2 separate regions of the Homo sapiens genome follow, and region 1 is linked to region 2. A link is an interaction called in ENCODE POLR2A ChIA-PET data of the cell type or tissue named here. Cell type or tissue: Caco-2. All regions are shown on one strand. Links, peaks and the distances in the headings refer to the core of each region. The heading gives the core; the rest is flanking DNA.

Region 1 (5,367 bases), core at 272-5,271, 270 kb after region 2:
CTGGCCTCCATGGAGGCCCAGTGTGCAGCCGCTGGGCCCCACCTCCTTCTTTGCTGCCTCTAGTCTCTGAGCTCCAACTGTGGCCCGAGTGGCTGCAGGGGCCTCCTGCCTGCTTCCTCTGCTTCTGGCCCGCCCCTTCAGTCTACTCTACCCAGCGGTGAATTCATCTCTCAAGCAAGATGCTAGGCACGGCGTGGTGGCTCACACCTGTAATCCCAGCAGTTTGGGAGGCCGAGGTGGGTGAATCATCTGAGCTCAGGAGTTTGAAACCAACCTGGGCAACATGGCAAAAACCCGTCTTTACAAAAAGTGCAAAAAAATTAGCTGGGCATGGTGGTGTGCACCTGTGGTCTCAGCCACTCAGGAGGCTGAGGTGGGAGGAAGGCTTAGCCTGGGAGGTGGAGGTTGCAGTGAGCTGGGATTCCTCCACTGCACTCCAACTTGGGTGACAGAATGTTGTCACCTGTGTGAAAAAAAAAAAAAGCAAGATGCCTAGCCCATAAACCCATCCTGTTTTTCTTGGGCTCAGAATCCCCCAGGCTCCATCCCACTGGCTTCACAGCCAAAGACATACCATGACCAGTTACCTGCCCCTTCCACCTCCTCTCTGGACCTGGTACTGATCCCTCACCTTCTGTCCCTCTGGCCTCCTTGCCATTCTCTGCACACACCAGCTCCTGTCCCAGGGCCTTAGCTCATGCCGTGATTGTGTCTGGACCCCAGAATCTCCACATCTCACTCTCCCATCTCTTTTGGGTCTTGACTCAGTTGTCGCCTGCCTTGGAGAGGCCTTTCCTAGCCACACGATTGAAAATTGAGTTTCCACCTCCACCCCAGACGTGCCTGTCTCCATTCCCTACTGAACCTTCCTGCTTTGTGTCATCACCATACATTTTACTTATGTGTTAGGTTGGTGCGAAAATAATTGCAGTTTCTGCCATTAAAAGTAATGGCTGTTAAAAGTTTTTGCCATTAAAATGAATGGCAAAACAGTTTTGTCATTAAAAGTAATATCTTGTTTGTTGTCTGTTTAGATCTCTATTGTGTCCCCAGCACACATGCCTGGCACATAGTAGATGCTCAGCAAATATTTGTTGAATGAATGAATCTAATGGTTGCAGCCTGTTTCAAGGACTCTCCCCGCTTGGAAGATGAGAAAGCTGTGACTCAGAGAGGTGCAGTGACCTGCCTGTGGTCACAGGGCAGTAAGTGACAGGACAGGACAGGAGCCAGGCTCTTGGCCTTCAGCTCTGCTCCTTCTGGGAGGTCCTGAGGCCACAAATCCAGAAACTGACCCAGGCTCCCATTATAATCTGATTCTCAAAAGCAGACAGAGCAAACAGACCCCCGGGGGCCCTAGGGAGGAGGTGGAGGTCTTGGCAGCTCACAGGGGCCTGGAGTTAGAAACCGCTCTCCAGACCCCAGGGCTTAACCAGGCACCTGCCGGTTGCCTCACCCTACAAACATCCTGGGGGGAGGGGGAGGGGGAGGGACCAGGCTCCTAAGACCTTCTATGAACTGTGACACATGGGTTGGCCCATGCTGGCTGGCCATGGGACCCTCGACGCTGCCCCCTCCCCTCCTGTGGTTCCCCATGGCCATCCTGCCAGGCGAGGTGGCTGCAAACTTTCTGCTCATGTTACAGGTGAGGAAACTGAGGCTCAGAGGACAGTGGAGGCACAGTGTGAAGATCTGATTCCAGCCTCCCAGCTTCCAGTGCAGGACTTGGCCCACCCTCTCAGGCAGGACCTTAGAGACTGGGCTGGTGAGATCAAAGTGTGTCCGGTGTGGGGCAGATCAAATGGGCAAACAAAAGAAGGTGTGGGGGCCACCTGGGGTTTCCCTCCTGAAGGCTCCTCTTCTGATCACTTCTGGCAAAAGCCCCTTGAGACCACCACAGCCTCCACTCAGGCACCCACCCATGCAAGATACCCACAGCAGCTGCAGAGCCAGGGCTGGCATGGGACCAGCGCTTTAGGAGGAAGGAACCCTGTGCCCCCATGGCCAGGCACCTTCAGAGATCGCTCAGTGCTTCCCTAGAAGGAGCAAACTGCACTCATAAAAGCATAAACCAGTGACTGGCAATGAGAAGCTGTGGGAGATAAGGCGGCCCTGCAGGCCCAGATAAGCCCGCCGTAGCAGCCAGCCCCATTTCTACACGCGTGCTCCAGAACCAGGCCTGGGGTGGAGCAGAGGCCAGCTAGGCTTGCAAAAGATAAGAGGACAGACCCGAGGGCTTTCTGTGCCCACCACTCCCCTAGGGAACAGGGTTGTGGGACGCACAGCAGAAGGTGGTGGGATGGGGGCTGGATGGGGGAGGAGGACCCTTGAACACTGGTGACATTTGCAGTGCTTTCTCCAGGTGGAGGACTCAGCCCAGTGGGCTTTGTATGTATTTTTATTTGTTTTTTCTTGGTAGCCAGTGAAGAAATCACCTCAAACAGACTATGTGCATCTGGCTCACAGCTGAGTGAGTGGCTGGTCTCTGTTGTTCTGTGAGTCTGGTCTCTGCTGGCCTCACTCTGGGGCAGGCACCCTCTCCCCGTCACCCGGTAGGAAGCCTCTGGCTGCTCTAGGCCAGCATCTCCCACCTTTGAGTCCTGCAGAAGGAGAGCAAGTTGCCCCCACGTTTCTGCAAAAGCTCAGGGAGAGAGAGTTCCACACCTCAGGGTCAGGAATGCAGCCTGACCCAGGCCTGCCCAGAGGACACTGTGGGGATGGGGGAGGCCACACCATCCACTGGGACCTGGGGACACTGTGGAAATGGGGAGGCCACACCGTCCACCGGGATCTGGGGACACTGTGGAAATGGGGAGGCCACATCATCCACCAGGAACTGGGGACACTGTGGGGATGGGGGAGGCCACGCTGTCCACTGGGACCTGGGGACACTGTGGAAATGGGGAGGCCACACCATCCACCGGGACCTGGGGACACTGTGGAAATGGGGAGGCCACACCGTCCACCGGGACCTGGGGACACTGTGGAAATGGGGAGGCCACACTATCCACTGGGACTTGGGGACACTGGAAATGGGGAGGCCACACCATCCAGCAGGAAGTGGGGACACTGTGGGGATGGGGGAGGCCACACTGTCCACTGGGACCTGGGGACACTGTGGGAATTGGGGAGATCACACCGTCCACTGGAACCTGGGGACACTGTGTGGATGGGGGGGCCCATACTGCCCACCAGCACCTGGGGAGGGACAGTGGTCTCCATGAAAAATTGGGACGAGGTTGTGGGCAGCACCCTTGGATGCTGAGAGCAGACTCCAGCCAAAGCTACAAAGGTGAGAGATCCCCATGGAAGCCAGAGGCTGTGGGAGCAGCTTGGTGTGGGGAGCGGGGCTGATGTTGCTGCTCCACTGGGACCCCAAGCCCTGGGTTCTAGAGGGTTCTAGAGGGTGCTGGGTCAGTTCTTGCCAGGCAGCATGGGGCAAGGGTCGTGGCTCTGCCTGGTGTGGGTTATCACCCACCATGTCCCGTGTGCGCTTTGTGGTTTGACCATACATCCTGGGAGGAAGCTTCTCAAATCAATATGCCTAGGAAGATTGCCGGCTCCCAGCCCTAGAGATTCAGATGAGTGGGATGACGTGCGGTCCTGAGCTCACAGCCCCTGTGAGACTCTTTGCCTGGCTCTTGTCTTTATATTTTTTTTTCAAAGGTAGGGGGACAAGGCGAGAGGGAGTGAGGTGATTGGGGACGTGAAGTCCCCCAAAGGACAAGCCTGGCAATCACCACCAGTGACGAGTCCTAGGTCCTTTTTGTGTCCTGTGAGGTGGTTACTGTCCCCATTTTGCAGAGGAGGAAATTGAGGCTAGAGACTTGCCCCAGGCCCCTCATTAATACAGGGTGGAGCTGGGCTGCTCCCCAAGCTCCTCGGAATTCAGAGATCTGCTTCAGCATTAACTCTTTGTTATTTTGTTGTTGTTGTTGTTGTTGTTGTTTTGTTGTTGTTGTTGTTTTCTGAGACAGTGTCTCGCTCTGTCTCCCAGGCTGGAGTGCAGTGGTGCATCTCCACTCACTGCAAGCTCCGCCTCCTGGGTTCACGCCATTCTCCTGCCTCAGCCTCCCATGTAACTGGGACTACAGGCACCCATCACCATGCCCAGCTAATTTTTTTTGTATTTTTTAAGTAGAGACGGGGTTTCACGGTGTTAGCCAGGATGGTCTCGATCTCCTGGCCTCCTGATCCGCCCGCCTCAGCCTCCCAAAGTGCTGGGATTACAGGCGTGAGCCTCTGCGCCTGGCCGAGCATTAACTCTTGCACATTCTACTTCCTTGTCCATCAGAGGAAAAGAGAAAAAGAAGCCCCTTCCGGGGGCTGCCCACGGGTCACCTGGGCCTGACCTCCTGGGCTTCCCTGGAGGAGGCCTGAGGATATAGCATGTCTGGAGGCTGGGCTTTCTGGAGCAGCCGGACTGAGCCTGGAGCTGGCATGTGGCCTCCACATGTCCACATTCAAATTGTCATGGCCAACCGCCCTGGCAGTGAGCAGGGCCTCGAGGGGCCTCTGGGCTGCCAGTTCTGTTCCTAGGGTGAAGCCAGAGACCATGAAGGCCACCCCATCCAGACTCCCGTGCCCAGCCCTGGGGCTGGCGGCATTCCTCAGAGATGTGCTTAGTTGTCCTTAAGTAAAAGCAAACCATTCCTGTGTGGTTAGACGGAAGAAAATCACATGCTTCGGGAAGTGTGAAATTCTCCCTTCCTTGCACCTGAACCCCCGGACCACATTTCCAGAGACAAGGTCCTCCCTCCCTTCCTTTTTTCCTTCCTTCTTTCTGACAGACTCGCTCTGTTGCCCAGGCTGGAGTGCAGTGACATGATCTCAGCTCACTGCAACCTCTGCCTCCCAGGTTCAAGTGATTCTCGTGCCTCAGACTCCCGAGTAGCAGGGACGACAGGTGCACACCAGCATACACAGGTAATTTTTGGTATTTTTAGTAGAGACGGAGTTTCACTATGTTGGCCAGGCTGGTCTTCAACTCCTGGCCTCAAGTGATCTGCCCGCCTCAGCCTCTCAAGCTGTTGGGATTACAGGCGTGAGCCACCACAACTGGCCTGCTTTGTTCTTTTCTGAAGTAGTCAAAATTAAAAATATATTGTGAAAGACACCCCCTCCAACACACACCCTTTTCTGGCAGTGGAGGTAATCCAGGCATCTGTGACAGCTTCCAAGTCTGGGTTTCCTGGGGACGTGACCAACCGGTGACCTATTGACCACTGTCAAAATAGGGACACAAGCCATGGGGAAGTAGTTTCCCTTCACACCACTTCCTCAAGGGTCCATGTTCAGCGCTCTCACGGGTCCTCAAACACGCTCCAGGCACAGCCATCCCGGGGAGCACACAGCCAGGCCTGGCGC
Region 2 (5,367 bases), core at 211-5,210:
TTAAACAAAATCTCACAGGGCAGTTTAGTATAGAGTGTCTGTGTTCTGAGTCTTCATTACCTGGGTCACCCAGAGAAGAGGTGATGTAGGGAAGCAAAAGTGTCCAAACACAGTGCCATGACCTCTTACCCAGGAGCCCTGGGATGTCCCTCCCTACAAAGCACCAATGTTTCCAGGCCCCTTTCAAAGCCAGGGCCTTACGCAGTGCAAATGTGAAGCTGCCGGGTGAATCACTGCTATCTGATGGTCTTTGACCTGTGAAAATGACGATTTCATCTCTTTTAGTCTACAAGACAGCCAAGCGTAAGAGAAGCCAGAGTTGAAGTTATCTTGGAACCAGACAGTGGAGGATTGGTGAATTTGGTCACCAGTGGATGCTGGGCTTGCCACTAGGGGCCAAGGTGTGGATCAAGGAGCTTCCAGCCAGAACCGCTAACAACTTAAGGAGAAAACACGTACTGGGGTGAGATGATCTGAAGGGTGTTTCCAACGAGAATGACACAAATACCAAGGACTGGAGAAGCCCTTGGAACAATTGATAAAGCTTCCCACATTTTTTTTTTTTTGAGATGGAGTCTCACTCTGTCACCCAGGCTGAAGTGCAATCGCATGATCTCGGCTCACTGCAACCTCTGCCTCCTGGAATCAAGGAATTCTCCTGCCTCAGCCTCCTGAGTAGCTGGGATTACAGGCTCCCACCACACCTGGCTAATTTTGTATTTTTAGTAGAGACAGGGTTTCACCATGTTGGTCAGGCTGGTCTCGAACTCCTGACCTCAGGTGATCCACCTGCTTCCGCCTCCCAAAGTGCTGGGATTACAGGCATGAGCCACTGCGCCTGGTCAATTTCCCACATTTTCTTAAGATTATGTTTGGCCTACAAAAGCTCAACCCAAAGCTATCTTATCAAGCTGGTATGGAATCTTTATTTCAGCAAGGTGATATCCCCAATATGTAATTCAACCTTTTGTTTATTCCAATAATTAGTACGCAGGTGCTATTTTAACTAAAATTGTGTTAAATTTGAGATAAAATCAATGTATTTTTGTAATTTTGTTTTCACCCTGAAAATTGGTCCTACTATAAGACAAGATGGGATCACCCTTCCTGTGATGGCTGGCTCCGGTGGAAGCCTGCGTGGGGCTCCCATACCCCTCACCCTCCTGGACAGATCGTCACCCTGTCTCTGCTTAAATGCCTCTGGTAACAGGGAGCTCACTAATCCACAAGGAAGTCTGCTCTGTTTTTGACACCTCTGACTATTAAAGTTACTCTTTTTCTTTTCTTTTCTTTTCTTTTTTTTTTTTTTTTTAAGACAGGTTCTCTCTCTGTTGCCCAGGCTGGAGTGTAGTGGCATGATCACGTCTCACTGCAGCCTTGACCTCCTGGGCTGACATGATCCTCCTGCCTCAGCCTCCCAAGTAGCTGGGACCACAGGTCTGTGCCACCACATCCAGCTAAATTTTACTTGTTTTTTTGAGACAGGGTCTCACTCTGTTGCCCAGGCATGGGCATGGCTCACTGCAGCCACAACCTATGTGGGCTCACTCATCCTCCCACCTCAGCCTCCTGAGTAGCTGGGACTACAGGAACGCACCATCACGCCCAGCTCATTTTTGTGTTTTTTTGTAGAGACAGGGTTTCGTCATGTTGCCTAGGCTGGTCTTGAACTCCTGAGCTCAAGCTATGTATCCTCCTGGGCCTCCCAAAGCACTGGGATTACAGGAGTGAGCCACGGTGCTCAGCCCAAGTTATTCTTTACGCTGACCTTAAATATACATTCTCCCAAACTCACACCCCTTCTCCACATGGTCAAGGTGTCTTAGTGACGGGGTGAAAAAGCTGGAGTTGAGTTGCATCTTGGCTTTGATCCCTACAGGCAAGCCATGCAATGACTGGGACTGTTCTTCCCTGTCTACAGATGGGGGCTCCTTCCTTCCTTTTCTCTTTTGTGAACATTAAATGATGCCATGACATGCCATGTAGGAGGGCACTTGCTGAACAGCCAACACTCCTTTCCCGTTGGTCTTGCCCTGGCTCTGGGGGTCACACAATTGCTACAGGTGGGTGTCGCCAGCCATCAGAGAGGAAATGTAGTCTCTTGTACCTCCTAAAGCAGCAGGTTGTTGAGACATTCAGATGTCTGGGACCCACTCTTTCCAAACATCCTCTGTGACCAAGGCATCTTGGGAGGGGAAGGGTGGGGACAGGGCTAAGCGAGCCTCCACATCTTGTGTCACCTGCCCCCAGGCTCCACCCGGCAAAGGCTGAGTGAAGAGCCCCAGGAGGGACACCTGGCCAGCTCTGGCTCTAGCTTCTGGAGAGGAGCAACCCCCTCCCCAAACCCAGCACGCACTCGGAACCGGTTCTGCCGGCCCGTGGGGTCACTCACCGATGTCTTTGGCTCTGACAGCTACCGGCCTTCGGAGCTCAGTGACAAACTTTTTGGCGTCCAGGCGGATCTCGATGATGTTGTTCAGCAGCGCAAACAGTGGGGCCAGGGGGAAGGAGGCGACAAACAGGGTGACGAAGCCAAACTGGATGACTGCAGAGAGAGCCCAGTGCTAGTCAGCACCCCGTGAGCCACAGCCCATAAGGGGGGACTCCACCACCCCGTGTGCCGAGCCGCACAGGTCTGGCTGCCGCCCCACCTCCAACGAGCCCACCTGCATGGACCCCACCTGCAGATGCATTAGATGAGCTCTTGGGATGGACCCTCCATGACCCTGGGTGACCTCCAGGCCAGGAGTGGGCTGAAGGCAGAATTCCAAATTTTGCTCTGAATCTCAGTGTTTGACTCTTGAGTAACGGGAATGCTCCCTTATCTATGGCTAATCTTTTGTGAGATAGTCTCGATCTGTCACCACGCTGGAGTACAGTGGCACAACCATGGCTCACTGCAGCCTTGACCTCCCAGGCTCAATGAATCCTCCCACTTCAGCCTCCCGGGTAGCTGGGACCACAGGCATGCACCACTATGACTGCTTAATTTTTGTATTTTTTGTAGAGCTGGGATTTTGCTATGTTGCCTGGGCTGGTCTCAAACTCCTGAGCTCAAGTCATCCACCCAAAGTGCTGGGATTCCAGGCATGAGCCACCTCGCCAGCCCATGTCAAATTTTAAAAAATCATCGCCAAAAGGAAAAGGACCATCGTGAGCTCAAAGGCCCAGCCTGTGGTCATCCCCCTGCCCATGCTGGGAAGGGACGTGGCAGTGGCCCTGCTGCTTCCATCATGGGGGCTCCCTGGGACCTGGGGGACCTGCCTGCATGGCTGAATCTTCCAGAGCCCAAACTTCCCCTTGCATCAGGACTCCTGGATCCGGGTGGGGACCCACTGCCCAGGACAGTCCCTCGCCTCTGCCCCTGCGGCCCTCCCCCTGGGGATCATCCCACCCGGGAGCTGCCTCTGGGGCTTCTCTGGCTTTGGATGCTGCATCCAGCATGGGGCTAGGCTCTAGGAGAAGGTCAGGAAAAGGTTTCTGAGTGGAACTGAGCAGGAAAGCTGGTTCGGGAACTGCACAGCAGGACCCAGTCCAAGGGCGTTTGGTGCCAGGCGGTAAACAAGGAAGCCAGCAGAATGTCACCGTGTGCCTGGCGGGCTGAGTGTGGGCATTGTTAGCATGTGGGGTGGGCCGTGCGGGGTGCCCTGAGTGTGAGCACTGTTAGCAGGTAGGATGGGCCATGGCGGGGAATGGCCTGCAAGTTCTCTCCCTGGGCTGTCTTGCTAGCCCTGGCAAGGTGGGCTGAGTGGGAGGCCTCTGGTCCTGCCTGAGGCCCCTGGAGGGGATGAGGCATTGCTTATGTGGGGCGGTGTGTGCTGTGCATGAGGGCCAGGGGCTGCTGAGGCCTGAGGCTGTGGGTCACTCAGCAGGGTGGGCTTCCTCACTTCCGAGAGGCGCTGCCTACTCTGGCACTAAGGGTATGACCAGGGAGCTGGAGGCGCTGCCAGGGCTGGGGCCTGGGAGGGAGGGTGCAGGGGGGCGGGGAGGTGGGGCATTTCCAGATGAGCTTGTTCTCCCCATCTATCCACATCTGTGGCTTGAGACTTCCTGGGAGGAGCAGACTGGCAGCCCATGGGGTGGGGAGAAAGTCAGTGGGTGTGGAAATGTGCCTTGGTCAGTGGGGGCAGTGTGGGGAACGGGTGAGCCACTCCCCGTGTATGTGGGCAGGAGGCGCCTGCTCCAGAAGTCCCCTTTGTCCAAACCCGTCAGGAACTCGGGACGTGATGTCCAGCCACTAGGAAAATAAATCCAGGGAAGGGGCTGCCACTCTCGCGGCCCACTGCAGGCTGTGCTCGTGTCTTGGGCTCTATTCTCCCTAGGGTTTCCTGTGGAAGGAGCGACCCTGCAGGCAGGGGAAGCCACCTCCCAGACCCCGTCCCTCCTGGCCACATGGCCAATGCTGAGTTTAAACAGCTGGGAGCCATTTTCTGCCTACCGGCCTGACCCTGGTTCAGCTTGGACTTTATTCCAGGAGAAAACAGAGAGGAGCCACAGAACGCCACACTGAAGATTCCTCTCCTCCTGAGTCAATGGCAAGGTGCTCCTTGCACGATTGTCTGGGGAGCCAGGAGCGACATATGTGGACAATTCGGCTAACAGGAGGGGCAGACGGCAGCACTTGTGGTGAAATTAAACAGAAACGCTCCCCACCCTCTAAGGTGCCCTTACCCCCAGGCCCTTTTTAAAAATGCAGCCTGCCAGGTCTCACCTCCAGCAGACCAGGAACAAGCCTGGGAACGGGCATTTTAGAGAAGTTGACCTTGGTGGCCAGGGCACTGCATGCTGGGACCCCCCCTCTGCAGGAGTCTTCCTGACTGCCTTTGTTCATCCATTCAGTCAGCAAACACACATTGAGCACCCACTGTATACCTGGACCTGCTCTAGGGGTAGGGCTATGGGATGAGGAACAAGAGAGGGTGAGGCTGCCGTCCTACCGGGGGGAGACAGAAGAGGGATGACGGGGTGAGGCTGTCTGCTGGGGAGCAGAAACACCAAGCAGAGGAGGGGTGGGGGTCGTGGCCGTGTCGGGGAGGGGCTGCCCCTTTCAAACACAGTGATCAGGGAAGACCCCTCTGTTGGGGGACATTCTGAGTAGAGCCTGGGAGGCAGGGAGAGAGTGAGCCATGCAGGTATTTGGGAGAGGGCATTCCAGCAGGGCACATCTCGTGCAAAGGCCCTGGGGCGGCCTGAGCTCCACGGGGCTGGGGAGCAGCAAGGAGGCCAGCATGTGCAGAGTGCAGGAGGCAGGAGGGAGAGGTAAGTGACCAGGTCAGGGAGAGTCCAGAGCTGTGCGGACCACACCTGGCCTCTTCCCAGTTCTCTTTGGCCACCCCCAAAAGGTATGTGCCACCTCTCGGCATCCTC

What was found. ChIA-PET counts read pairs that join two places held together with the same protein. Peaks named below come from ENCODE experiments on the same cell type or tissue, not always from the same donor. Only the 100,000 strongest peaks of a DNase experiment are listed, where the experiment ranks them.
Region 1: POLR2A ChIA-PET joins it to region 2 with 5 read pairs; 3 of 35 experiments call an interaction of 5 or more read pairs at or near these places.

The regions. Positions count from the first base shown.
Region 1 is chr11:69,902,522-69,907,888 of GRCh38, reverse strand. No RefSeq gene overlaps it. Among named protein-coding and RNA genes, the nearest start is that of FGF3, 86 kb to the right of the region's middle. RefSeq lists an enhancer at 1,814-2,315. In Caco-2, for the core only: no CTCF peak of the experiment used is centred there; DNase peaks (open chromatin) are centred at 1,420, 1,768 and 2,148.
Region 2 is chr11:70,168,065-70,173,431 of GRCh38, reverse strand. It overlaps ANO1 (anoctamin 1), which reads right to left. Exons shown (of 26, transcript NM_018043.7): 22 at 2,393-2,545. It overlaps LOC101928473 (a long non-coding RNA gene), which reads left to right. Exons shown (of 4, transcript XR_950276.3): 3 at 286-463; 4 at 1,088-1,281. Among named protein-coding and RNA genes, the nearest start is that of FADD, 33 kb to the left of the region's middle. RefSeq lists enhancers at 1,898-2,397, 2,398-2,899. In Caco-2, for the core only: no CTCF peak of the experiment used is centred there; no DNase peak of the experiment used is centred there.